Linked DNA regions of Homo sapiens: regions 2 and 3 are each linked to region 1. Evidence: chromatin loops called from intact Hi-C (ENCODE). Cell type or tissue: IMR-90. All regions are shown on one strand. Each heading gives the region's core, and the rest is flanking DNA. Links, peaks and the distances in the headings are about the cores only. Region 1 overlaps LOC107985486 (a long non-coding RNA gene). Region 2 has its middle 100 kb from the start of GRIK1. Region 3 overlaps GRIK1 (glutamate ionotropic receptor kainate type subunit 1).

Region 1 (10,708 bases), core at 3,390-8,389:
AACACAGTGCCTTCTCCTGCCTTGGGAGGCCCCTGAAGGCGTCTGGTTGGTAAGTGCAGGGATAAAGACACCAAAGCTGGCTAGGCACGGTGGCTCACGCCTGTAATCCCAGCACTTTGGGAGGCCAAGGCGGGTAGATCACGAGGTCCAGAGATCCAGGCCATCCTGGCCAACATGGTGAAACACTGTCTCTACTAAAAATACAAGAATTAGCCAGGCGTGGTGGCGCCACCTGTAGTTCCAGCTACTCAGGAGGCTGAGGCAGGAGAATCGCTTGAACCCGGGAGGTAGAGGTTGCAGTGAGCCGAGATTGCGCCACTGCACTCCAGTCTGGGGACAGAGCGAGACTCCATCTCAAAAAAAAAAAAAGACACCAAAGCTAACTCTTCACTTTCAACAAGCTTTCCATTTGAAGTTCTAAAGAGCCTCAAACCTCCCAGAACCCACCTCAAACCTCCCAGAACCCACCATCTGCTGAGTCTTTTGAATGAGGTCAAAGGTAGCCCGCTCTGTAGGCTGAGATAATTGCTTCTTCAGGCTTAGTTAATTAGGACAGTTATTTCATTATTAGCCAAGCTCCTTTTATACATACAGCCCACATGAACTGAGTCTGAAGAGTCATCTCAGAAACCAGGCCAGGGCAGGAAAACCCAAATACCGCTCAGCAATATTCCTGTTTTTAGCAATGTTGACAATGAAAGACAAAGTCTTGAGTTTTATGTAGAAAACAGTAAAACATAAACTCATACAGTTAAAGGAATATAGTAAATGAAAGAAATACTCAAGGAAAGAATTTGGCAACATTTTCATTCTTTCATTTGAGCATAAATATATGTAAATTCCTCCTTGTTGACTAATCTGAAGTTACTATATTCCTAACCACCCTTGTGAAGTTGCCCATTTATGGACACCCTTTGCCATCACATTCCACATGGAGCAACTGCAGTTATAAAAAGGACAAATAAAAGGGGAAGCAGGCTGGTGGCTCACATCTGTAATCCCAGCACTTTGAGAGGCCAAGGCAGGCAGATCACTTGAGCTCAGGAGTTTTAGACCAGCCTGGGCAACACGGCGAAATCCCATCTCTACAAAACAATAAAAAAATTAGCCGGGCATGGTGGTGCATGCCTGTAGTCCCAGCTACTTGGGAGGCTGAGGTGGGAGAATCACTTGAGCCCAGGAGGTTGAGACTGCAGTGAGCTGTGATCATTCCACGGCACTCCAGCCTAGGTGACACAGTGAGACCCTGTCTCAAAAAAAAAAAGGGGGGGGGGTGGGGAAGCAGCTATTGTCACTACAGAATCAAAACAGAGTTAGAAATTGTCAACAGAACACTGCCTGCGGGAGTGAGAAATATGTAAACTTCCACCCTTTTGTGTCTGTCCTCTGATTACTCTTGTCTGTAATTGTGCGTTGGTCTTATGCGTTAAGTTTGGTTACAGAGTTTTTGCTATGATTCCACATCTGTTGTGACTTAAGAGACCCAGGAAAGAGGAAATTCCAGCATCAAACTTTAATCCAGCATATTAGGTTGATGCAAATGTAACTGTGGTTTTGCCATTACTTTTGCCATTATTTTAGTGGCAAAACCGCAATTACTTTTGCACCAACCTAATACTAAGTACTCTCACGGAGTTTCTTCCTTTTTCCTCAAAATTGTCCTTCTCTTCACTCTACAGAGCCAAAGACTAGTTCTTATATTTTTATTGCTAATAATTTGTTGCCGCCAAAATCTACTGGGACTTTCTCGTATTCCTCATCACTGTTGACTTACTCACCTGGATATGAACGAGGTGAGTTCATATCTCTGTCCCCACAACATTTTTTATATATTTCTGTGAAAACCCTCTGTTATCCGTGTGCTTTAGCAGGCTTTTTTATTTTCCTACATCTCTCCTCCATGAAGCTATAAGCATCTTGATGACCGAGATTCTGATATAAAAGCAAAACACAGGGCCTGGACCATAGTAGGAGCTTACTAAGTTTATATTGAATGAATAAAAAAATAAGTTGCAAAATATGGAAGGTCAGAATCTGATTGCTCTGTCTTCCTTCACTTAGATGTCTTTCCTACTTCTAGCAACTGGCCGTTGGAGACAGTGGTTTGATTATGCAACTATGTTTATTATCTCTGTCATTACCAATATATTTGAATTCATCCATTTCTTCACTCATTAAAGTATAGAAACTTGGCCAAGTGCGGTGCCTCACACTTCTAATCCCAGCACTTTGGGAGGCCGAGGCGGGTGGATCACAAGGTCAAGAGATCGAGACCATCCTGTCCAACATAGTGAAACCCCGGCTCTACTAAAAATACAAAAATTAGCCAGGTGTGTTGGCGCATGCCTGTAGTCCCAGCTACTCATGAGGCTGAGCAGGAGAGTCTCTTGAACCCAGGAGATGGAGATTGCAGTGAGCTGAGATTGCGCCACTGCACTGCAGCCTGGCAACAGAGTGAGACTCCATCTCAAAAAAAAAAATATGGAAACTTAGGATTATGTGTCTTTAAGGATTGTTGCAACCAACACATACCTTAGCTGGTTAAACTCTCCTCTTTCAAGGTAAAGAAAACAAAATCTGCATGACTGCATTCTTCTTAATAGTGTAAAAACTTGGAGATTAGGGAAAACTTTAGGAGTGGAAATGTGACTGGGAAAATGGAAGTTGTTTATTCACATTGGTTGATCTCTAAAGCTAGAATATCTGGATTTCCAGCTCCACCACTTTGGCAAGTTATGTAATCTCGGTTTTTCACATTGCTAAAACGGAAACAAAAATAGACTCAACCCAACAGGGCTCTTATGGAGTTCAACGAGATAAAGTGTGTTCAGGGCTGGCAACTGCTGAGCTCCCCCCTACTCCATATCAGGTCTTATTACTGCTATTATGGAGCTGTATCAGTATTCCTCATGTCACTCAGAGAAGGCCCATCCAAAAAGACACAAAGGGGTGTAAACCCAAGTGTATTCTTCATCTCGCCATGCAAGCATGAACACCCACTGGCTACTCTCCTTTCACTACCCAGAAAAACTTTCCGTCCATAATGCAAACTGCATCGTAAACTCCAGGAAACACCAGCTTTCATCACATAGGTAATTTAAGCATAGCTTTAACCTCCATTGCTTAAGTTCTAGCTCTGTCTGTGGGTCTCCCAGTCTACCATTCTGGCCCATGCCATAACAATAGCTACCAACAACACTAATATTTATTAAGTGCTTATAATGCACCTTATGAGTTTTCACTCATTTAGTCCTCAAAACAACCCATTAAAAAGATGATTATTATATCATCTTTTTACTAATCTATTCTTCAAATTAGGAAACAAAAGCAAAGAAGGGTCACATAACTTATCCAAAGTCACACTATAAATCAACCATGTATAGTTAAGAGATGCATTAAAATACAAAACCATAGAGTGAAAGGTGCATTAAAATAAAAATAATTTTAAATTATGACAAATTACCAGCTGGTCCAGGTATCTGGTCTTTTGGAAAAGTTACTCAATTTTACCAAAATTTGTATAAACCCTTTGTAAAAACTCTGGAAAAGATCTTAGAGATTCATAAGGTAGAAAAATGTGAGACTTTCTGCAATTAAACTTGAGCAAGCTGAGATAAAATTCTGTAAAGAAAGGAAGGAAAAAGAAAGAAGGAAGAGAAAAAGAACAGAAGAAGCAGATCAGAGAATGAAAATAACCATAATTAAACTCCTAATGATGTGTAAAGCAGCATTTTAGAAACATTTTATTTGTATGACTTGCTAATACTCCAAACTCTTTTGTCTTTCTCCCTCTTTCCATTGTGTCCATCTGTGGAGATCCCAACCTTTGTCCTTGCGTTTAAGCAGCCAAGTCATGTTCTAACCTTGACCCTGTCTTCAGTCTGTGTCCCCTCACTTGCTGAAGAGACCATCAAACATTGTTACTCCAGCCAGAATGACCCATGATGCTGTCTTCCCTTAACCACCCCTTCCTACCCAATTCCTCCCAAAGTTCCGTCCATTTTAGGTCCCACCTGTCTCTTGAATCTGGCCACTAGTCTCCAGGCCCTTGTCCTCTCATCCAAGTTCCTCTCTCTTGTGCCAGGATTTGCATGGCCACCTTTTTGCTCCTGTGGCATCCTGGGCACCACTTCACTTCCATGTGCTATTTCTACAGCAACAGGGCTATTTTCAATGTATAAACTCATTACACCCTCCTGTATCAACAACAGCTCCTCCGCTGTCATGGTTAATATTGAGAGTCAACTTGATTGGATTGAAGGATGCAAAGTATTGTTCTGGGTGTGTCTATGAGTGTGTTCCCAGAGGAGATTAACATTTGAGTCAGTGGACTGAGAGAGACAGACTCACCCTCAATCTGGGTGGGCACCATCTAATCAGCTGCCAGCACGGCCAGAATAAAAGCAGGCAGAAGAACGTGGAAAGACTAGAACGGCTAAGTCTTCTGGACTCCGTCCTTCTCCCATGCTGGATGCTTCCTACCCTCAAACATCAGCCTCTAGGTTCCTCAGCTTTTGGACTCTTGGACTTACATCAGTTGTTTGCTGAGTGCTCTTGGGCTTTAGGCCACAGACTGTACGTTGGCTTCCCTACTTTTGAGGTTTGGTGACTCAGACTTAGCCACTACTGGCTTCTTTGCTCCTTAGCTTGCAGGCAGCCTATGATGGGACTTCACCTTGTGACCTTGAGAGCTAATTCTCCATAATAAACACCCTTTAGTATATACCTCTATCCCATTAGTTCTGTCCTTCTGGAGAACCCTGACTAATACACCAGCTCTGCCGTAGCCCTCTGGGTCAGCCTGTTCTCCCCGGCCTCATTTCACGCTCTCTTCCTCTAGCTGTCTGTGCTCCAACCTGCATTCCTTAGACACACCATTCCCACCTCTGTCCTCTGCCTGGGCCCATTCTTTTCCACCAACACTCCCCTTCCCATCTCACTGCCTTTCCCTGCTTAATGTCAATCCATCTTTCAGATTTCACCTTCAGTCTAACTTTTTAGGGAGACCCGGCCTGACCACCCAGCTAGAGCAGGTCTGTGGTTGTCTGCTGTGATTCTACAACATGTTTTTTTTTTTTTTCCTTCGGAGCTCTTCCTTCAGTGTGTGATTACACATGCACTCCTTTGGGTGTTTTGTTTGAAATCAAGGTTGTTTTATCCACCTGACCATATGTGCTATGAGCTCGGGGAGCACACCTGGTTGTTCTCAGCATGTCACCCAGCTGGACCTGCAAAGAGTGCCACATATGCAGTATCCATTGCCTGAACAAGTGACTCCCTCTAAAATTCACAACAAAGCTAATAGCTGTTGTGCCTGAGGACATACAGCAAGTGCAGCCACAAACATCAGGTCAGACATTAGAAAGCGGCGCTCAAACTTCATGGCTTTCTAAGTCCCCATGCCACCAACCCTTCTGGACAACAGCTGACTTCCATTTCTAAAGAACCATAAAAAGGTCATTGGTTTGCAAAATCAAAATTTGTTCTGGGTGCTACTGTGCCCTCATAAATGAAATTTTGTTATTAAAGGAATGAACCTATTAGAAAACAATTTTTGGTGGAGTTTAAAGAAACAAGTTTCTACTCTCTTCCCCCACCCCCCCCAAAAAAAAAATCACACCATCTGGTACAAATCAAGAGAAAACTCACCCTGCTAATGACATGTGCAAACATGAATAATGAGGGCTTGAGGGTGGCAGAAAAACAGCATTCTCCCTCTGATGTGAGTCAGGAGTTTTAGAAAGTCTGAGATTTGAGAAAACTTTTCCAGGAAAAAGTAACAACAGCTTTTCATTCTCAATGTGTCAGTCAGTGTTTGAGTTAAAGGAGAAGACTAAAGAAAAAAAAACCTCAAACCCAACAGAGATTCCAAACTGCTTTAACATGATAGAACTAAAATATCTGATATTCAGAAAGCATCACAAAACTTGGCCTCGCGGAGCCAAAGAGGGCTCAACCACAAAACAAACACTGTCAGGGAAAACAGAGTTTCCACCAAAACAGGAGCAGGCAATTTTCTAGGAGGCTGGACAAAAAAAAAAAAAAAAATGCTTGTCACACAAAACCACAGAGTCCCCAAGGGCAGCGAGCCGAAAGCAGCATTCGTGGACGGCTGCCACCAAGTGGCCACTGCAGGTATTACATCTACTTAAAATGCTGTTTTGTTTTTTTGAGACGGAGTTTCGCTCTTGTTGCCCAGGCTTGAGTGCAATGGCGCGCGACCTCAGCTCACTGCAACCTCCACCTCCCGGGCTCAAGCGATTCTCCTGCCTCAGGCTCCCAAGTAGCTGGGATTACAGGCACCCGCCACCAAGCCCAGCTAATTTTTTGTATTTTTAGTAAAGACGCGGTTTCACCATGTTGGCCAGGCTGGTCTCGAACTCCTGACCTCAGGTGATCCACCCGCCTCGGCCTCCCAAAGTGCTGGGATTACAGGCGTGAGCCACCACGCCCAGCCAAAATGTTTTAATTCCTAAGATTCCCCCAGAGAAAACTACCTGTGAAATTCTCAAATCTAGAGAGCATGTCTTGGGATTTTTCATTACTCTACCTATCAAACAATCATTTAACAAGTTAAATTTTCCCCCTTTAAAATTGGATAGGGAGGCAAAATACAGCTAATAGTAGAACACATATGTCTCATAAAATGTAAATTTATTTTTGTTCCCCTACTCTCACTTAAAATGTACTCAGTCAGACTAGTTCTTCCCCTGCTCCAGGAAGAAAATCCAGGCAGCCCAAGACTTTTCTGGATATGTAAAACATTGTCACAAATTAGTAACTAAAATGATTGGTTCCATGTACAGGTCTGAATTTCAATCTAGTGTTAAAAGGTGAGTCCACTCCACCTTGGGCCAGAATCTAGCAGGCAGCTGGCGTTGGAAAAGGAGGGGATATAGTCTCTCTTCCTGGCTTATTATAGCATTTTGCATTCTTTTTCCATTCTGCTAGCTTCAGTTTCTGACTCCTTTAAGATTGAGGGTCCAAGAGAGGGGAAGAGATGGGAAATTTCTAACTTAAAGAGTAGCCTCTCTCCTTGGTGTTTTTGTGGATTCTTGAGAGACTCTGCCACCAGAAGTCTCCCCTGTATTTGCTCAGACTGTGGGCTATGAATTGAATTGTATCCTTCCAAAATTCACATACTGAAGCCCTAATCCTCAATGTGATGGTATTTGGAGATGGGACCTTTGGGAGGTATATAGGGCTGGATGTGATCATGAGGGTGGGGCCCTAATGACGGAGTTAGTGCCTTTATATGAAGACACTAAAAAGCTTGCTTACTCTCTCTCCACACACATGCACCAGAGAAAGGCTGTATGCGGACACAGTGAGAAGGCCACTGTCTTCAGGTGAAAAAGAGGGCCCTCTCCAGGACCTAATCATACTGGCATCTGATCCCAGACTCCTAGCCTCCAGAACTGTGAGAAAATACATTTTTGTTGTTCTACCTATCAAGCAATATGCCTGTTCTTTGGTATTTTGCTGGGGTAGCCCAAGCACACTAAGACACTGGATGAACATGTCTTTATTCTGACTGTAGGTATCATGTACCCTCATTCCTCATCAGCCCCAGGAATGCACTGATACAGGCAGATCCTCTCTGCTGAGACCTTTTTGCCTCTGCAGGTAGCCTTCTTGGACAAAACCCCAAGAGAATTCCAAGCCAGCCTTTGCTGACATAGCCCATAGCTGGACCATGAGAAACACCCCTGCAATGTTTGTCTTAAAACAAAGCGACAGAGGCCAACCCTAAGGGAACTGCAATTTCTTTTTACTTCTGCCCTAAGAGTGACTGGCCAGCTGCCTCTCGTCTTTTTAATTTGCCCCGTAAAAGTCAGATAATCCACTGTGTGCCCACCAAAATTCCAGGTACATAGAGAAAGTCCTCCCAGCAAACTCCTTAAAGCCCCATGTCATGGTTAATTTCATGTGTCAACTTGGCTACACCACAGTACCCAGATATTTGGTCAAAACAGTCTAGATATTGTTTTGAAAGTCATTTTCAGATGAGATTAACATTTAAATCAGCAGACTTTAAGAAAAACAGATTAACCCTCCATAATGTGGGTAGACCTCATCTAATTAGTTAAAGGCATTAATCGAAAAAGAATGACCTCCTCTAGAGAAGGGAGAATTCTGCCAGCAGTCTGCCTTCAGACTTGAGCTGCAAAATCAGCTCTTCCCTGGATCTTTGGCCTACCCTCCACCCTGCAGATTTTGGACTTGCCAACCTCTACAATTGTGTGAGCCAATCTCTCTTTCTGTGGTGTGTGTGTGTGTGTGTGTGTGTGTGTGCGCGCGCGCGCGTGTCTATATATCCTACTGGTTGTTTCTCTGGACAACCCTATTACAACCTCACTAGTGACTTGAGGAAAGGGAGGAAGCATCCCCTTGTTTATCCCCAACCAACAGTTGTCCCTAAAGATTCTCTTCCAAACCCTTCTCTAGGAATCTTCTTAAGACACCTCTCACTAGGCTCCAGGTGAGGGGGAAACACCCCCACCACTTCCCCTGGCTGACAGTGGGACTTAAGGTCAACTCTCTCCAAAGGAGCATTTCTCCCCACACTCTCCTACCAAGCCCTCTGTAACCACCATGGGGGTGGGAGATCTAAGTGTCCCCTCCTGGGTCTTGGCCCCAATTCTCTACATTGTGGTCTAGTGCCAGGACAGCGTCTGTCCTTCCCACATCTGCCTCACTGAGTGGACTCTGATCACTGTTCAGGGTGGCAGTGTGCCTAGTCCCAGAGAACAAACAATGTTTGGTGTCAGAGTGCTGCAGTCACTCTGCAGAAGCAGAATGGACATCACCCAGAATTTGGTCCTGATGTTGAGACTGCTGACACCATACGCACACCTAGGGGGTATGAAATTGTTTATTATTCACAAGAGAAGGCTTTCTGGGGGGAATAGGAAGGCTCCAGGCAGGTCTGAAAATGGTTTGAGAGAGCTGGAAGAGGAGACTGGTGTGGTGTTTTGTGGCAGATGGGGCTGGCGTGAGGGCTTCTGCTCACAGACAGAGGGAGCAGGGAGGCTTAAAGGATGTCAGCAATTGAACATCAAAAATGGAGTCAGAGTCTTTATTAAACACAGCCTGGGGCAAGGCCTTGTGTGCTACTATTTTGTTGGGGAGTATAGTTCCAAAAAGCAGGAATGAGGTCACAGATTAAGCAGGGAAGGATGGAAAAGAAATGCAGAAAATACAGGAGATGGGTGTAGCTGGCTACTGCATATGGGGATGGCCTCTCAGCCACTGCTCCCAGGACAGTCCTGCCACAGACAGAAAGGCAAAGCTATCCATGAGTTTCAATCTTCTGTTAGTCAAAGTCTACCCCATGGGTTGACCTCCTCCCCTAAACTTCCAGATTGTACACAGGGGGCCGGAAGTGAGGGTCTGTTTACATCACTTACCCTAGTGACATCAGGGAACTCCCAGGACATGAGATGGGAAGCAGAGTGTGTTCAGGAAATGCTGTCAAGTTGTGTCTAGGACAACACAATGGGGCAGCCACTGTGGCAAGTCACTGGGCAAGTAGCAGCTGTGGCAGCAGCACAAGGGACCCAGCTGACCGGGCAGGAGCAGTGAAAGATGCTCTGGCCAACACGCTAGCAGGGGTAGAGATCTGGAGGGATGTACACACAAAGTGCAGGGCAACTGGTTAGGCTGGTCACAGCTATGTTGTTGTGTTTGTTCACATGCTCCTTTTCCAGGCTCTTTTGCAGTTTGCAAGAAGGGGTTGCCATGTCACAAGTTTCTAGCCATTGAAATGAAAATGGAAGTTTTTGGGAGAGATGTTTCTTCCCGGTTGAAAGAAAAGAAAGCCAGTTGAGAATTTCTCTTTCTCTCCTCTTCTCCTTATCTTGGAGTACCATCTTGATGCCAAGAATACTGCAGCAGGCCAGGCGCGGTGCTCACGCCTGTAATCCCAGCACTTTGGAATGCTGAGGCAGGCGGATCACGAGGTCAGGAGATCGAGACCATCCTGGCTAACACAGTGAAACCGCGTCTCTACTAAAAATAGAAAAAAATTAGCCGGGCGTGGTGGCAGGAGCCTGTAGTCCCAGCTACTCGGGAGGCTGAGGCAGGAGAATGGCGTGAACCTGGGAGGCGGAGCTTGCAGTGAGCCGAGATCGTGCCACTGCACTCCAGAGCCTGGGCGACAGAGTGAGACTCCGTCTCAAAAAAAAAAGAGAATACTGCAGCAGTTCGGCAGGAATCCTGCAACAATTAAGTAGGTCTAAAAGCCTGCAGACTGAGGGTGATGAACTAGAAGGATGAACACAGTCCCTGTCCCTACTGACATGACTGAGCTGCTACCCTCCGTCTGGAAGCAGCTATGTCTGGATTTGTTGTTATGGAAGATAATGACATACTTTTATTAATCAGATTTTCAGTTGCAGGGAAATGTAATTTCACACACACTAGAAAGGAAAATCAATGGTGGGCACGCAACAAAAATAAGCCCCCAGGTACCTCCAAGCCCCATCTTGCGTGAAGCTAAACACAAGAGAGACACACATAGGCCCCATCGTATGGTGATGTACCAGGCCACTCTTGTTGGAGACCCCCATTCTGCCTTGACTCCTGGGAGAAAGACAGAGTAAATAACTTAGTAAATATTTTACCTTCAGATAACCTTGAATGTAGATGTTTCTACCTGACAGAAAAGAGGTGCTATGTCATCATTTTCATCTCATAACATATTTGC
Region 2 (10,708 bases), core at 2,407-7,406, 570 kb before region 1:
CTAAAAACCTCAGAAAAGTTGCCAAATCCTGACAACGAATCTTGATTCTATAGGTTTTTATTTTAAATACTATTTATTTATTTTTAGGCTTTACAGTATAGGTTCTTCTTTCTGTTACCAGAAAGGGGGTGCTGATCCAGACTCTAAGATGGGGTTCTTGCATCTCACACAAGGGAGAATTTGGGGCAAGTCCACAGAGTGAAGTGAAAGCAGGTTTATTAAGAAAGTAAAGAAATTTAAAAAATGGCTACTCCATAGGCAGAGCAGCCCCTAGGGTGGCTGGTTGGCTATTTTTACAGTTATTTCTTGATTATATACTAAAGAAGGGGTGGATTATTCCTGAGTATTCCAGGAAAGGAGTGGCAATTCCAACAAATGAAGGTTCCTCCCCTTTTTAGACCATATAGGGTAACTTTCCAATGTTGCCGTGGCATTTGCAAATTGTCATGGCACTGGGGAGGGTGTTTTTTAGCATGCTAATGTATTATGATTAGCATATAATGAGCAGTGAGGATGACTAGAGGTCACTTTCATTGCCATCTTGGTTTTGGTGGGTTTTGGCCAGCTTCTTTGCTGCATCCTGTTTTATCATCAAGGTCCTTATGACCTGAATCTTGTGCCAGCCTCCTATTTTATTTTGTGACTTAGAATACTAACCTCCTGGGAATGCAACCCAGTAGGTCTTAGCCTTATTTTACCCAGCTGCTATTCAAGATGGAGTCACTCTGGTTTCAATTGCCTCTGACTCTTCAAGTATAAGATCTTACTGTTATGGACTTGCCTGTACGGATTTTTCACTCCTCCACAGTTGAGCCTTTTAATACTTGCTATTCTGGAGGAGGAATTTATTGATATTCCTCTTGGAGTTAATATTCCAGTGTGTCATAGCAAACATGGGTGAGAAAGATGCGTTTTGATAGCTTAGTGAGTTGAAAGTGGCAGCAAAAATATATATATTTCAAAACAGTTAAACTGTCACTTTAAGAAACTCTAGATAGTGTGTCAAAGAGGAAAGCACTTTACAAAAGTAGTTTAGTATTAGATGCATATGTCTGTAATTTGATTTGCAGCAAGTGGAGAATGAAATGCTATGGAAAGAGTGTTTTCCTACACTTTGTATTTATCGCTAGTACATTAGTATTGATTATATTTGAGTCCTTAATTGAGTGAGGGATTTTCCTGCATCTACGGTCTAATTTCTATACTTTCCTAAGACACTCTGGAGTTCTCATGTAAATGCATATAAGAGATCTAAACCAACTATAATAAACAACAAAGTTCTTTCAGCTCTGACATATGCCTCTATCTTGATTCAACTGAAAGTTTACATACACTTCAATATCCAAGCTAGTGCAGGTATCCAGTCTAAAGATATTCATTCTTTCAAACACATTCTTTCAAACAGTTTCTTTTCAGTGGTGAATTTTGTGTAATTGAAGAATAAGGTGGCTACTTAACCATGTAATAAGCAAATACGTGGTATGCATTCTTAATAAAAAGTTATGGCTAGAGCACTGGAAACCAAATGCCTATGTGTGTTTTGTAAGAGGGGCGCCCTTTGGTACCTCTGGTAATCCCAGACCCAGGTAAGTATAGATCTAGATTGAAATCACTTCACATGTTTCATTTCACACACCACTTTCCTATAACCTCCTAAACTGTCCTTATTAAATTTGCCCTTGAAAAGAAAGGCTGCCTGTAAACACAAACAACTGAGAAATTAAATGGAGGGACAGGGTTTCGTTCATTATGCATGGCTAAATTGATTTTCTTCATCTGGAAATTGAGTATGCATATGTTTTCATTTAAAATGATGGGAGGCACTTTAGATCTCTAAGATTAGCAAGCACCTTAACACAGCTTCTTTCATTTGAAAAGTAAAAAGAAAAAAGAAAGATCATCTTGTGTTTGACAAGTGTCAAGTTCTGAATTTAAATGAGAGGTAGTTGGATATGATGGTTGACTTCGTATAAAAGAACTGCCGTACTAGAAAACCTGTGTTTTTAGATTTTGATGAGTTATCCAAAGCTGATGACCTTTCACATTAAAATTAACCTTGTTCCCTAGTAGCTTATTCCCATAGCCCTCAGCAACACCCTCCTACCCCTATTAATTTTGTTCTTATAGCACAACACTGACATCAAATGGTAAGTAAACTTAACCTCAAAGATTAATTTCCTCTCTCTTAAGTTATACTGGACCTTGCAGGCAATGAGATAATATTAAAACTCCACTTACTCTTGAGTGGCATTCATAAATTTTTTTGAGGGAAGGATATAAGGCATTAAAAAGAAACACAAAGTAATGGTGGAATAATGTTTTTACTAAATTCTAATTACTTCAGACACACACATACACATACACATACACATACACATACACATACATACCCATACACACAGACATAGATGTCTTTGGGGCTATTTTGCTCTTTTGTTAATTAATTTCAGAAATGGTGAATGTATTTTAAAAATGCCTCCAAAGATGTAGAGACTTGAAAATATGGTCTAGGTCTAGATATTTGTCAAACAAACCACGTGTCACACTATGAATTAAGCAGTACCCTGAATAGAATAAATGCCATATGTGTTTCAAACAGCTGGACATAAAATATCTGCAGACTTCATAATTGGTTTTTGTGTTTTGGCTTGATGCAGAGAATTTGCCAACCTGCAATAGCAGGATGATCAGCTACCAAGGAGACCACTTTGATTCTCCCTACCCCTCCAGATGCTGCTAGGAAAACTCAAATGGGAAGCACAGATGACTGAAAAATAACAGATGTGGAACAGGTCTTTCGGATGCTCAGTAAAAAAAATATGTGGTAAAACAAATATGTACTCTTTCTTCACTTTTTTCCTACATATTCAAAAAACTATAAGTCAATATTATTCACAAAGCAGTTAAATGTTTCTTATTTTTCCGTTTAGAAATGTATATAAAGACATAAGTAGTCTTTAATAGTTTTATTAAAACTATCAATTCCATTGCCCCAAAGTGATATTACATTTTTCAAAAAGACTTACAAAAACAAAATGTCCAAAGGCAATCTATCAAATGATAGTGATTTCTAACTCACTCAGCCATAGATAATTTTCACCTTTCACTCATTGGCTCTATTTAGGAAAATGATCTTCTTTATTAACATACTAGCTGGTTGCTCAAGAAGCATCAATGATAGTGATTAAAATAGCTGTTTTAGAAAGCTACCATCCAATCGTTATGGACCAAGATAAAGGCATAAAATGAAAGGAAAAGACACCCAAAATTACATCTAATAAGCAAAATTTTAATATTACATTTGCTTTGCAGGATAATCTTGCAAGATGATGATATAGCTCTTTGCTCCTAGTAGTTAGAGAGTTATCAAATAGTCATAGATTCTGGTATTATCAGAATCCATTCAAAATTAAGGGATAGTGGCTTCCACCAAAATTCTTTGGGTGTAATATAAAAGCTACGAAGGCAATTCTGTGCCAGAGTTTACTTCTACTCTGCAATATTCGCTAAAAAAAAAAAATAGGCATTCTTCTTCTATAATCAATCCTGGTTATCTTCAAATTAGAATATTGCCTGATTTGACATTTATAATGTTTGTTCTCTTACCAGGCAGGCCAGGAAAATTCTCATAAAGTCAGAAAAATACATAGAGTTTCTAAGATGACTGAAGAGTACATGTCTCATCCTTTCAATACTCACTTCCCTACTCCATTTCTTACCCCCTCACATCAGGCTACATTTATAGAAAAACAAAACTATTTTAATCATCTCTAGTTGGATTAAGGTTTGCTCATCTACTTTCTAGTAGTAGCTGTATACTGTAATATTTTACATAATAAAAACAATGTGTCCATTTTTTTCTGCCATCTTAATTCCAGCAAATCAAATCTTTTCTTAATATGTTATCTACCTGTTATTCTGACAAAACTCAGGTATTGTTATTTATCATCTCTGTACAGTCATCTCAAGCATTCACCTATTTGAATTTTTTTTTCAGTTTTATTTTTTTCTAGTTTAATGATGATGATGATGATGATGATTTTTAATAGAGAGGGGATCTCACCATGTTGCCCAGTCTGGTCTCGAGCTCCTGGTCTCAAGTGATCCTCATGCCTTGGCCTCTCAAAATGCTGGATTAGGTATGAGCCACCACTCCCGGCCTAAGCTTTGTTTTTTTAAAAGTTTTACTTGCTTCATTTAGTTTGGAAATGATCGAATAGGCATATGAGATATTCCAGGTGCTTCGCCTTCTTTTCAGGAGTCATGTCTGCTAGCAGTCCAAAGCCTTCCCTGAGAAAGCAGGTGGAATTGTCATGGATAAAACACTGGTCTATCTCAATCTCTTCCTTTTCACCTTCTGATTTCTAGAACATATAAATCTTCAATGTTTCCAAGAAATTAACTACATTTATAAGTATATATGTATCTTCTTGGTTTTAGTGGAGGACTCTGGGATAGATCTGTCCTCAAAGTCCACTGTGGAAAACAAACAATATGAAAAAAGTGGGAAATTAGAATATCACAGAAAGAAAGCCATTTGAGTGCCCTCTTGTGGAATAAAGCAGCACTGCAGCTATTGAAATTAGTGACTTAGTACTCTTAGGTTAAAATATTATTGGGAAAGTAAACAAAGAATGCTGAGACAAAAGAGAGAGGGAAAACAAGAAGGATGGGGGATGTTTATTTTAGGCAACTACTGAAAAATAGCAAGAAGGTTTGCAACTTCTATAATGGTCAATTTAAGGAAAAGGGGCAAAAAAGCATACTGGTTTATAATAAACACTATAAACTACATTATTTGCACTTTACTTCAAGATTATGATGTCACATAAGCCTTTGGCTACTGGTTCAAAAATTAGTTTACTCCTGATTAACCACTGTCAATAATAAATAAGGCTGGAGAGTATTTTCCTTTGTAAATTAGTGGTGATGGCCATTTCTATGGAAATGGAAAAATAATGAAGCTCTCCCTGCAGTGTGAATTGTCAAGCATATATATGAAATGCAGCTTACATAACAAAATGTAACTGCTAATAGAGAAGTCAAAATAAAGGTGAATTTAAGACAACTGGGAGTTTGTCTTGTTCCCAAGAAGACCATGCCATTTTTGGATATTACTAGGAAAGGTAAGGATAGTTGGTATGAGCTCAATGAATAACGTAAAAAATAAGAAACTAAAGCTATTATGGCATCACAGTGGAAATATGTATAGATTCCAAGAACCACTGAACCCTAATTAATGAAGCAGCTATGCTTATTCGATTAAGTGAGCTGAATATGGTCAATGAAAAGCGATAAATACAAGGAACTAAAGAGTTGGTAGACATACAAGGAACTCCAAAAATCCACTGCATAAAAGCAAAAAGGTCACTATAAAACTTTATCAAAATCAAGTATTTGGGAGCTGTGGAAATTATCCAAATGTTTGCAACACTATGAGCAGCTTTATTCAAGAAAAACAGCTTAATGTTATAAATAACAATGAGCTCTGTGAGGTTTGCACTTGCTCTATTCCTCTTTTCCTAATTCCATGAAAGCCCTAAAAACCAGAATCCTCACAATCATGGTAGCTAGGAAAAATAACAGTAACAGGGTGAGTGCGAGTTAGAATGAGCTTGAAGCTCCCAAAAGCCCTATCTCCAGAAAATCAACACTATTTTCACGCTTTTTGCAAAGGTTGCATTCATGGAGTTGGTCTATACTTGACCTGAGCTTGTTCAGTGAGAAAAGTTTTATCTGAGGGAATTTGTTTAAAAAAAAAATCCATCAGCAATTGCTTAACATTGCAGCTGCCTAATGCAGTGATGCCAACTGGGCAAAGAGGCTGGACAAAGATTCTCTGTATTCCTGGAAATCTCAAAGCCCATGCACAGGTGCCCAGGAAATCATGTGCATTAATCTCCCACCTCTGGCTGATCTTGAGGCTCTGAACAAGTAGAAAGTAAAAATCAAGATAAAATTGAAAACTGATAAAGATGAAAATGTGTTCAAACACACTGTCAGCATATTGGTGCCTCAGCAATGGGTAGTAAACAGATTGGTTCAAGGCATTTGGAAAAATTCTATCTAATAAAATTATCTGACCTCTATGCTGAGCAGAGACCTCAGGGGCTGCACATGACAAGGAATACAGACTTTATAGAATTAGTCCTGGAAAATGACTAAACAAACAAGCAGCAACAACAGACAACCTTGGGTAGGGAGAAAAATTCGATTTCTAGTGTTATCATTTTATAATATTAAAAATGTTCAGCTTTTAACATGATAAAAACTTGTATGTGACTGGCGAAAAAACCCCAGGAAACTATAGTCCATAAATGAGTTTTAAAAAACAGATAATAGAAACTAACTTGAAGAAGTCCAGCTTCTGAAATTGATAAATAAAATCTTTAAATCAGATAGTACATGTTCCAAAAACTGCACCTAAAGAATTAAAGGAATGTATGAGCATAATGTCTCACGAAAAAGAGAATATCAATAAAAAGGCAAAATATAAAAAAGAACTGAATAGAAATTCTTGAGTTGAAAAGTACAATAAAGGAAATGGAAAATTCATTGAAGGGTCTCAACAACATATGTGAGCCAGCAAAGAATCAACAAAAGTGAACATATGTCAGTTGAAATTGTCTGGTGGGAGGTACAGAAAAAAAAGAATGAAGAAAAATGAAAAGACCTTTTGAGAGCTGTGAAACCCCATCAATTTTACCAAAATATGCATAATAGAAATAGAAATTTCAGAAGGGAAACAGAGAGCAAACAAGGGACACAAAGAATATTTAAAGAAATAATGACCAAAAACATCCCAACTTTGATGAAAAATATTAATCTATCCATTCAATGAATTCAAATTGGATGAATTCAAATCCATACCTAGACACATCATAGTCAAACTGATGAAAGACAAAGAGACAATCTTGAAAGAAACAAGGCAAAACTGATTCATCACATACAAGGAATCCTCAATAAGATTCCTTAACTTCTTCCACTGATTTCTTCCCACAAATGATGGAGGCCAAAAGACAGTGGGATGACATATTGAAAGGGCAGACCCCAAAATCCTGTCAATCATAGCCAGCAAAGCTATCCTTCAAAAATGAATGGAAAATAAGACATTACCAGAAAAACAAAAACTGAGAATTTGCTGCAAGCAGTCCTACCCAATAAGAAGTATGAAAACGAGTCCTTCAGTCTGAAATAAAAAGAGATTAGATAGTAAATCTAAACTACATAAAGAAATAAATAGCACTGATGAAAGCAACTATATAAGTACATATAAAACAGTATAAATATATGTTTGTCCTTTCTCAGGAAATCATTAAGAAAATAACTAAAAATATAATTTTTTAAAAAACAGAATTTAAAAAGCATACCAGAAGATATCTTCTTAATATGAAGAAGGAAATAAGGAAAGAATGGAACAACACAAAATGACTTAAGACATGGAAATCAACTAACAATATGGAAGATGTAAATCCTGTCTTATCAGCATTGACATTAAATATTAATGAGTTAAATGCTCTCATCATAAGGCAAAAATTATCAGAAAGTATTGAAAAATTGTTACCCAACTATAGGTAGCTTGCGGGGTTGGGGGTTGTGCTATCACTGCCTGTTATGCTATCTCTTCTCCTTGCCCACTCCCACCGATTTATGTATTATTGTGGGTCATTGATGGTGGAGCTGAGGACTGACTGAGTCTTCCCTGCCACCTCCTGTATCCAGTTCTCCTGTAATTAATAATTTCTAGTGGACGCATCAAAGAAGTTGACACAAGAATGAAGTTGAATCCCTACCTCATACCTTCTACAAAAATTAGTTCAAAAATATTATAGAGCTAAGTATAAAAGCCAACAACTATAATACTCCTTAGAAGAAAAAATAGGCATAAATTTCTGTAACCTTGGGTTAGGTGATGGTCTCTTCAAGATGACACCAAAACCACAAGTGACAAAAGAGAAAAGTTGATATATATGAGAATTTATCTTTTTTTTTTTTTTTTTTTTTTTTTTTTTGTGAGATGGAGTCTCTGTCGCCCAGGCTGGAGTGCAGTGGTGCTCCTTGGCTCACTGCAAGCTCCACCTTTCATGTGCGTCCGTGTGAAGAGACCACCAAACAGGCTTTGTGTGAGCAACATGGCTGTTTATTTCACCTGGGTGCAGGCGGGCTGAGTCCGAAAAGAGAGTCAGTAAAGGGTGGTGGATTATCATTAGTTCTTATAGGTTTTGAGATAGATGGTGAAGTTAAGAGCAATGTTTTACGGGCAGGGGTGGATCTCACAAAGTACATTCTCAAGGGTGGGGAGAATTACAAAGAACCTTCTTAAGGGTGGGGGAGATTACAAAGTACATTGATCAGTTAGGGTGGGGCAGGAACAAATCACAATGGTGGATTGTCATCAGTTAAGGCTATTTTTACTTCTTTTGTGGATCTTCAGTTACTTCAGGCCATCTGGATGTATATGTGCAAGTCACAGGGGATGTGATGGCTTGGCTTGGGCTCAGAGGCCTGACACCACCTCCCGGGTTCATGCCATTCTCCTGCCTCAGCCTCCCGAGTAGCTGGGACTACAGACACCCACCACCACACCTGGCTAATTTTTTGTACTTTTAGTAGAGACGGGGTTTCACCATGTTAGCCAGGACGGTCTCAATCTCCTGACCTCACGATCTGCCCACCTCGGCCTCCCAAAGTGCTGGGATTACAGGTGTGAGCCACTGAGAATTTATCAAAACTAAAAGCATTGTGCTTTCAAGGACATTATCAAGAAAGAAAAATATAGCCCACAGAATTTGGAGAAGATATTTGAAAAAGATACATCTGATACAGGACTCGTATGTGGAATGTATGAAGAACTCTCACAGTTCAACAATTAAAAAAAAAACAATTTAGCAATAAGCCATTTACATCATTAATTATCCCTACCTAAATATGTATTGAAAGGTATAAGTTAACATTAATAACTCCAATTCTAAATCAACTACAAAAGATTCATTTCTAACTTTCCCCATTTCTGTATTTTTAATCTATTCCCAACAGTGAAAAACTGGCTTCTGTTTAACTTCTAATATCAATTTACTATAAGAATTGTCTTTGGATGTAACCAATCTACCATTGATCTGTCATATACCTCCCAACAGGTGTCCTCTGGTCCTTACTCACAATCTCGACAACTTGCTAGGGACCACTATTGGCTCCCAAAGTGGAAGGGATATGCCACCCTTAATTCAGCATTCGATACTCTGCCCAAGCTCCTAACTACAGCTGCCCCCACCTAGCTTTGACCTGCCCCCTACACTTCACCACCTGCTGCAACCTCTTTCTCAAATGTCCCCCTTACCACAATCAGGCTCAAACCACCCTGATTTAGCTTTAGCTGTTCCTCCTTCTGTGGACCAAGCTACTCTGTCCTCACCTTCCTGCAGATGCTCTCTTCTTTCCACTTCTGATTGGCCACCTTCATTACCACACCCTGCACCCCAACTTTCCACAGGTGCCCTTCTTGTCATACTCATATCCTGCATCCCCAACAGACTGCTGTGCCTTCCTTCATCCTCCTGTGTCAATGGCCATTGTGTTCATTCCCATGCAATGGCTTTTCCACTGAATATTGAAGAAGAATTGAAGGAAGAAAGAGAAGAATGAAAGAAGAAAAAAAGGGAGAAGGAGAAGAAAAGGAAAATGGGAGAAGGAGGGACAGATAAAGAGAGCTAGGGAGCAGGAAGGAAAAGAGGGAGGGGATCATTTGAAATCAATAAACGTTTATAGCAAAGTCCTCACCTGCCTTCCTCTTCTCCTTTTCCTTCCATCATTTCAGTCACAAGAAACCATCCTATGACACATGTATTTAGCTTCTTTATCGTGGTTGTCTGGAGGTATAATTAGCAAATTCAAGGAAGTAAATGTTTTTCTTACTTGCTATCAGATTTTATCCTTTAAAAAAGGACTTAAATGAAGGAACTTTACTGCAGCCCTGGGAACAGTAAGGGTGATATTCTGCAGCGAAGGGGCATTCTGAATCTTTCAAATGCACCACATGAGTCACTGCCTTTGTGCTTTCACATGAGAAGGGTGTTGCTGGGGGGCTCCATGTAACTCCAACCCAGCAAGAACGGGCTCTGTTTCTGTCTATGGGGGCTCTGACTTCTTTAAACTGAGCTTTCATCTAAAAATGAGGACTAATTTCTTTTTATAAGTTAAGAAAGTATCTCTGAGCATGTTGAGGAGAAAGTACACAGATAACAAAAATTAAGACTATCTAAAGTATTTGGGAAATCGAAAATTATCCAAATAAAAATGCAAAATAAAAATTCATTATGCTTGCCAAAAGAGAAAATATTAACTATTTTGTAAAAATAAATTGTCCCTTTCTTGTCTTTTTTCTGTAAGTTCTGTTGTAGATGGTCTAGGTTGCTTTTCTCCCATCTTCTTCTCTTTATTTTTATTTTATCATGGACTCTTACTCTCCCTCTCTGCTAAAGTTCTTCAGTCCTCCAAGGATCAGAGGGTGACAGAACTACAAGTGTTGCAACACCTAACAAGTGGAGAGAAAGATCAGCTAACATTATCTTGTTTCCAAATCATATTTGGGAATGAGCAAAAGCAGGTGATTCTGCTTCCTATAAAAGGAAAAAGAGGCCAAGTGCAGTGGCTCATGCCTGTAATCCCAGCACTTTGGGAGGTCATGGCAGGCGGATCATGAGGTCAGGAG
Region 3 (5,000 bases), core at 1-5,000, 370 kb before region 1:
TTGGGGAAACAGATAATATGTTTGATTCTAAACAACATGTATTGAAGACAGGACATTTCGTCCAAGGGGTGACATCAAGATTTATGTTGCAATTAGAGATCACCAGTTCAGAAGAGAAGTCAGTGCTAAAGACGCTCTTCTTGGAAATGTTTAAGTAGCTAAGAGAGTTGAGGCCATGAGGTAGACTAGTAGCCCTGGCTCTGGAATAGGTGCTGTACATGAATCTCCTCATAGCTCATGAAGTTAGTTATTAGATTCTGTTTTGCAGAAGAGGAACTGTGATCACACAGCTGGTAGGAGTCAGAACCAGGACTCAAGCTAAAGTCATTCAGACTCTGGCATTTCCACTGCATTATAGGGCTAGAAAAGGGAGCAAAGGTAAAGAACAGACTGAAAGTGAGATCCTAGAAGATGCCATGTTATGGGAAGAGGATGTTGTTCACATTTATTGATTTATATCTCCCTTTTGTCTATTATTGCCTTTGTAAACAATCTGTGTTGCTCAAAGATTGCTACTCTCTTGTCTCAAAAAAATCATTTCTAGGCCGGGGGATGTGGCTCATGCCTGTAATTCCAGCACTTTGGGAGGCCGAGGTGGGCGGATCACTTGAGGTCAGGAGTTCGAGACCAGCCTGGCCAACGTGGTGAAACCCTGACTCTACCAAAAATACAAAAGTTAGCTTGGTGTGGTGGCTCACGCTTGTAGTTCCAGCTACTCAAGAGGCTGAGGCAGGAGAATTGATTGGACCTGGGAGGCGGAGGTTGCAGTGAGCCAAGATCTTACCATTGTACTCCAGTCTGGGCAACAGAGAGAGACTCCATCTCAAGAAAAAAAAAAAAAGAAATCATTTCTAGTTGATTCATTTTCACAGACTGATCTGTAAAGCAAATAAGCTAAGAGTTTGTACAGACTGACAGTAATAAAAGGTAGGAATAATATTATTGGCATCTTGAATTCATTTGTGTTAATATCGTAAGTAAAAGTTTGCTCTAAAAGTCTGTTCTTCTAAAATATTAAATTTCCTGCTGAGATACTCTCTGGCTTTTATACAAACATTGTTACTTGTTAGTTACCTTGTAGTAGTTATACTATTTCCCCTGTTATACTGAAGATTCTTACTTCAAAATGAGCTGAAGATGTGACTTATGAGTTTACATAAAATGAAAAAAGTAGTTTTGGTTCTTAATAAAGAGAATTTATGTGCCTGGTACATTGCTAAGACTAAGGAACTGGCAGAGTCCAGATGGAGGCCAAGAATACAAGATGTTATGAGCACTAAACAAGGACTCCAAAATTACTTCCATCAATAACCTGTGGCATCTGCGACCACCTTATCCATTCCTGGGATTCGTTTTTTGTTCATTGTTGTGGTGGTGGTTGTCCTTGTTGCTTTGAATAGGAGTGGCCAGGGGAGAGGATATCTGAGATTGGGTACAGGGTGTGTATGCAGTTAGAACATTAGGGCGATAGCAGTATTATCTTTAATCTTGAACACCTTAGAAATGGATAACACCCAGAGCCACACATCGAAAAGATAGAGATTTTTTAAATACCCTTCAAACTGCTTAATTTGTAGTCCTAACAAAAAAAAATTTACATCTGCTGAATTATGTTCATATCTGTGAGATTTAAGAAATGCTACCCAGGATCTACATAAATGTTCCATTTATGGCAAAGAGAAGATGATTTTGTTTATGAAAAAGAGATAACAAATATTTGAGATAGTTTTTAAGGATCTTCTGTCAGCAAATGTTAATGCAGTAAGGAAGATATCATGATCCTTCTGAAAGTCAGCGAAACCGAACCAAAAAGGGATGACATAAACTTCACGGGCATATGCTATTTTAAGATTTGCACAGATTTCTGCACTCTAAAAAACGTGAGTTTCATGGGGGCTGTTTGTTCTCTCACTCCACACACATATGAGAGGGTGAGAGAGAGTATCTCCAGTAACAGGGGCCATCCACTGTTGGGTTCAGTCATTCTCTCTTAGAGGCACCAGAGGGCACCAGAGGGCATGAAGATCAGAGCAGCAAGCCGCTCTACACTCTGCATCTTTATGCTAGCTTCCACCATAATTAACACCTGCAGAATCCTGGGGTAGTTTTCTCACCATGCACTTGAAATGTGCCAGCTTTTAAGAACCCTTACCGGCACTCATCTCGAATTTAAGGCACACTCTCTCATTAGAGGTAAGCTGAGAAATTGGAGTCAAGGAGTTAAGCAGAGAGAAGGGGATAAGCACATGGACACATTGTCTTTGGTGGTTAAGAGGAACATTGCTAAAAACAAACGGCCTTTTATTGGCCTTTCCTCCTTCCTGACATCACTCTACACTTATCCTTAATGAAGTAGTACATAAGAACTGTGTCTGACGCTCTAAGGAAGGATGGGCGCAGGAAACAAAGTATAACAAAGGAGGCAACACTACAATGACTTAGAGGATTTAGTTTTTAAGAGCTTTTCCCCTATTGATGGATGCTCGACTGATTTTATCTCATCATCAACCTTGGAAGCTATTAGCAGAGGAAATTGCACTTACCATCTGTGATGTCCTGGCAATAACTTAATATTGTTCTGAAGGTTTAATTCAAATCGATTTAATTCAGCAAACATTTATTAATCTCATGAATGTTTGGCACCATACTAGAAGCTAAGGGATACCAAGATGAACAATGCAAAATGTTTTATTTTTACTTCAAAGGTTTTAAAACCTAATAAAATACAAGAAAAATATTAGGAAGTACAATACAGTCTGGGACATGAAAAGAAAAAGTATAAACAATATGCTTAATCATTCATTTATTCATTTAATAAATATTTTGGCAACTATTATATGCCAGGAACTATACTATGTGTGTTTGTAGACCTTGGTTAACAAAACAGATTTGGGTTCTGTTCTGCCTTCACAGAGTCAGTTTGGGAAATGACAGAGTGTTATGATAAAGAAACATTTGGCATGGGAGAAAGTTCCGAAAATCTATTTGAATAGGGTGGAATAAATGAACTTCCATAAGAGACGACATTTAAGAAGAATCAAGTCATCCTAAGGACTAGGAAAAACACATTTTACGTATACCAAACAGCTAAGGTGAAGATCGTGGAAAAAAAAAAAAATATATATATATATATATATATATACACACACAACTTGGTCTATTTAAGGAACCCAAAGAAGGCAAGCTGTAGTATATGTAATAAACGGTATGCAAATGCCAGGCTATATAGAGCCTTGTAGATGATATTAAGAACTGAAGAAAGAGAGAATACATCTAGCCACAGGGATCCACAAATCTTTACAAAGAAGGTTTCCATTTGAGAAGGATGAATAAGATTTTGACAAGCATGATAGTAGAAAGCAGGATTTCTGGATAAAAACAATGTTACGAGCTTAGACACAAAAGTGATAGTTTGTGTATGATTTAGACTCTAATAAGCATCAAGGTGTGAGTGGAGGATTCAATTGCACTAGGCAATTGAATTGTTTGCCATGAGGCCGGAAGCACAGGTTGGAAAACATAATGGAGAACTTGGACAAATTACTGGTTCATTAGGGGCATGAAGGGAAGTCACGGACATTATTAATGCCAGACAGTGATACTGTTGGCATTCCAGCTCAGATAGTCTAATTTAGCAGAAGCATGCATTGTACATTGGCGGGGACAGAAAGAGAATTTAGCATCTCTAGATATCCACATTGATGGCATTAAGGGTCTTAGGGTGGTAAAAGTGCAACTAGAAGCAGCGTACAGATAAAGTCGTTGCCAAGGCAAAGTCTGATTATTGGACTTGAATTGGCTGAGACGATCAAGTTAGAAAAAAACTTTTAATAATAATAATAATAATAACTTACGTTTAACCCTGGGTAACTGAGAGAGTATAAATGCTACTACTAGTTAATTAAGGCTAAGTAAAGCAATGGTGAATTTTATGTGTATACACATACACATGTGCATGTGTGTGTGTGAGAGAGAGAGAGAGGGAGAGAGAGAGAGAAAGAGAGAAACAATAGTGTTGCAACCTGAATAAACAAAACAAAGTAATTAGGCAGTATCACAGCAATACTGTTGAGAATGATTAGGTGTGTTCTTGAAAGCATGATCCAGCATCCCGATGCAACCAATGGAAAAGTGGAAGTCCAGCTGAGGATACAGAGAATGCAATGATAATTGTTTCAAAGATGTTTGACTTGATGTAGTAAAGAGACAACCAGCCATTGCAACAAAGATGCAGAGCCCAGAAATAGAAATGTGAGAAGATTATGCAGAGAAAAAATAGTTTCGTGTTTTTGTTTGTTTGTTTGTTTTTTGAGACAGAGTCTCACCCTGTTGCTGGAGTGCAATGGCCCAATCTTGGCTCACTGCACCCTCCACCTCCCAGGTTCAAGGGATTCTCCTGCCTCAGCTGCTAAGTAGCTTGGCTGACAGGTTCGCACTACCACGCCCAGCTAATTTTTGTATTTTTAGTAGAGACGGAAGTTTCACCATGTTGGCCAGGATGGTCTCGAACTCCTGACTTAGTGATCCACCCGCCTGGGCCTCCCAAAGTGCTGGGATTGCAGGCATGAGCCACTGCTCCTGGCCACAATAGTTAAAGTATAGAAACAGTGAAACTGCTGAGAAGTAACTTATAAAAGAAATAGAAGATGGCAGGAGAGAGGCAGGAAGGCAAAATAGAAAAATGATGGGAAGAAGAAGGAAAAGGACAATGAGAGTGAAGAAAAGAGCGGAGAGCTAAGAATTATACCTCTAGCAAGCCTTAAAATTATAAAGAAGAGGAAAATGGTTCATTAAAGGACAGAGAAATGGAGAAGATAAAGTATCAAAAAGGCAGAAAGAAGAAGAGCCAGTAAAATAAAGTGTTGAGAAGAGAGTAGGAGGTCGATTAAACAAGGTCAAGTTCACAATTTTATGCCATACTGTTACTCAAATATATATGAAATCTTGACATGTGTATTTGAATAAGGATGGGATATATAATACACATGCATACACATATA

What was found. A loop is a pair of places that touch in the nucleus more often than their neighbours do. Peaks named below come from ENCODE experiments on the same cell type or tissue, not always from the same donor. Only the 100,000 strongest peaks of a DNase experiment are listed, where the experiment ranks them.
Region 2: it touches region 1 in a loop (34-fold over the local background); 3 of 110 quality-filtered maps call a loop at or near these places.
Region 3: it touches region 1 in a loop (12-fold over the local background); 89 of 110 quality-filtered maps call a loop at or near these places.

What each region holds. Positions count from the first base shown.
Region 1 is chr21:29,472,041-29,482,748 of GRCh38, reverse strand. LOC107985486 (a long non-coding RNA gene) reads right to left here. Exons shown (of 2, transcript XR_001754998.2): 2 at 9,066-10,708. Among named protein-coding and RNA genes, the nearest start is that of BACH1-IT3, 19 kb to the left of the region's middle. In IMR-90, for the core only: a CTCF peak has its summit at 6,111 (motif pointing left); DNase peaks (open chromatin) are centred at 4,598 and 5,948; H3K27ac peaks cover 831 bases.
Region 2 is chr21:30,038,503-30,049,210 of GRCh38, reverse strand. No RefSeq gene overlaps it. Among named protein-coding and RNA genes, the nearest start is that of GRIK1, 100 kb to the right of the region's middle. In IMR-90, for the core only: a CTCF peak has its summit at 4,554 (motif pointing left); no DNase peak of the experiment used is centred there.
Region 3 is chr21:29,846,898-29,851,897 of GRCh38, reverse strand. All of the region lies in intron 1 of GRIK1 (glutamate ionotropic receptor kainate type subunit 1), which reads left to right. Among named protein-coding and RNA genes, the nearest start is that of GRIK1, 91 kb to the left of the region's middle. In IMR-90, for the core only: a CTCF peak has its summit at 2,001 (motif pointing right); no DNase peak of the experiment used is centred there.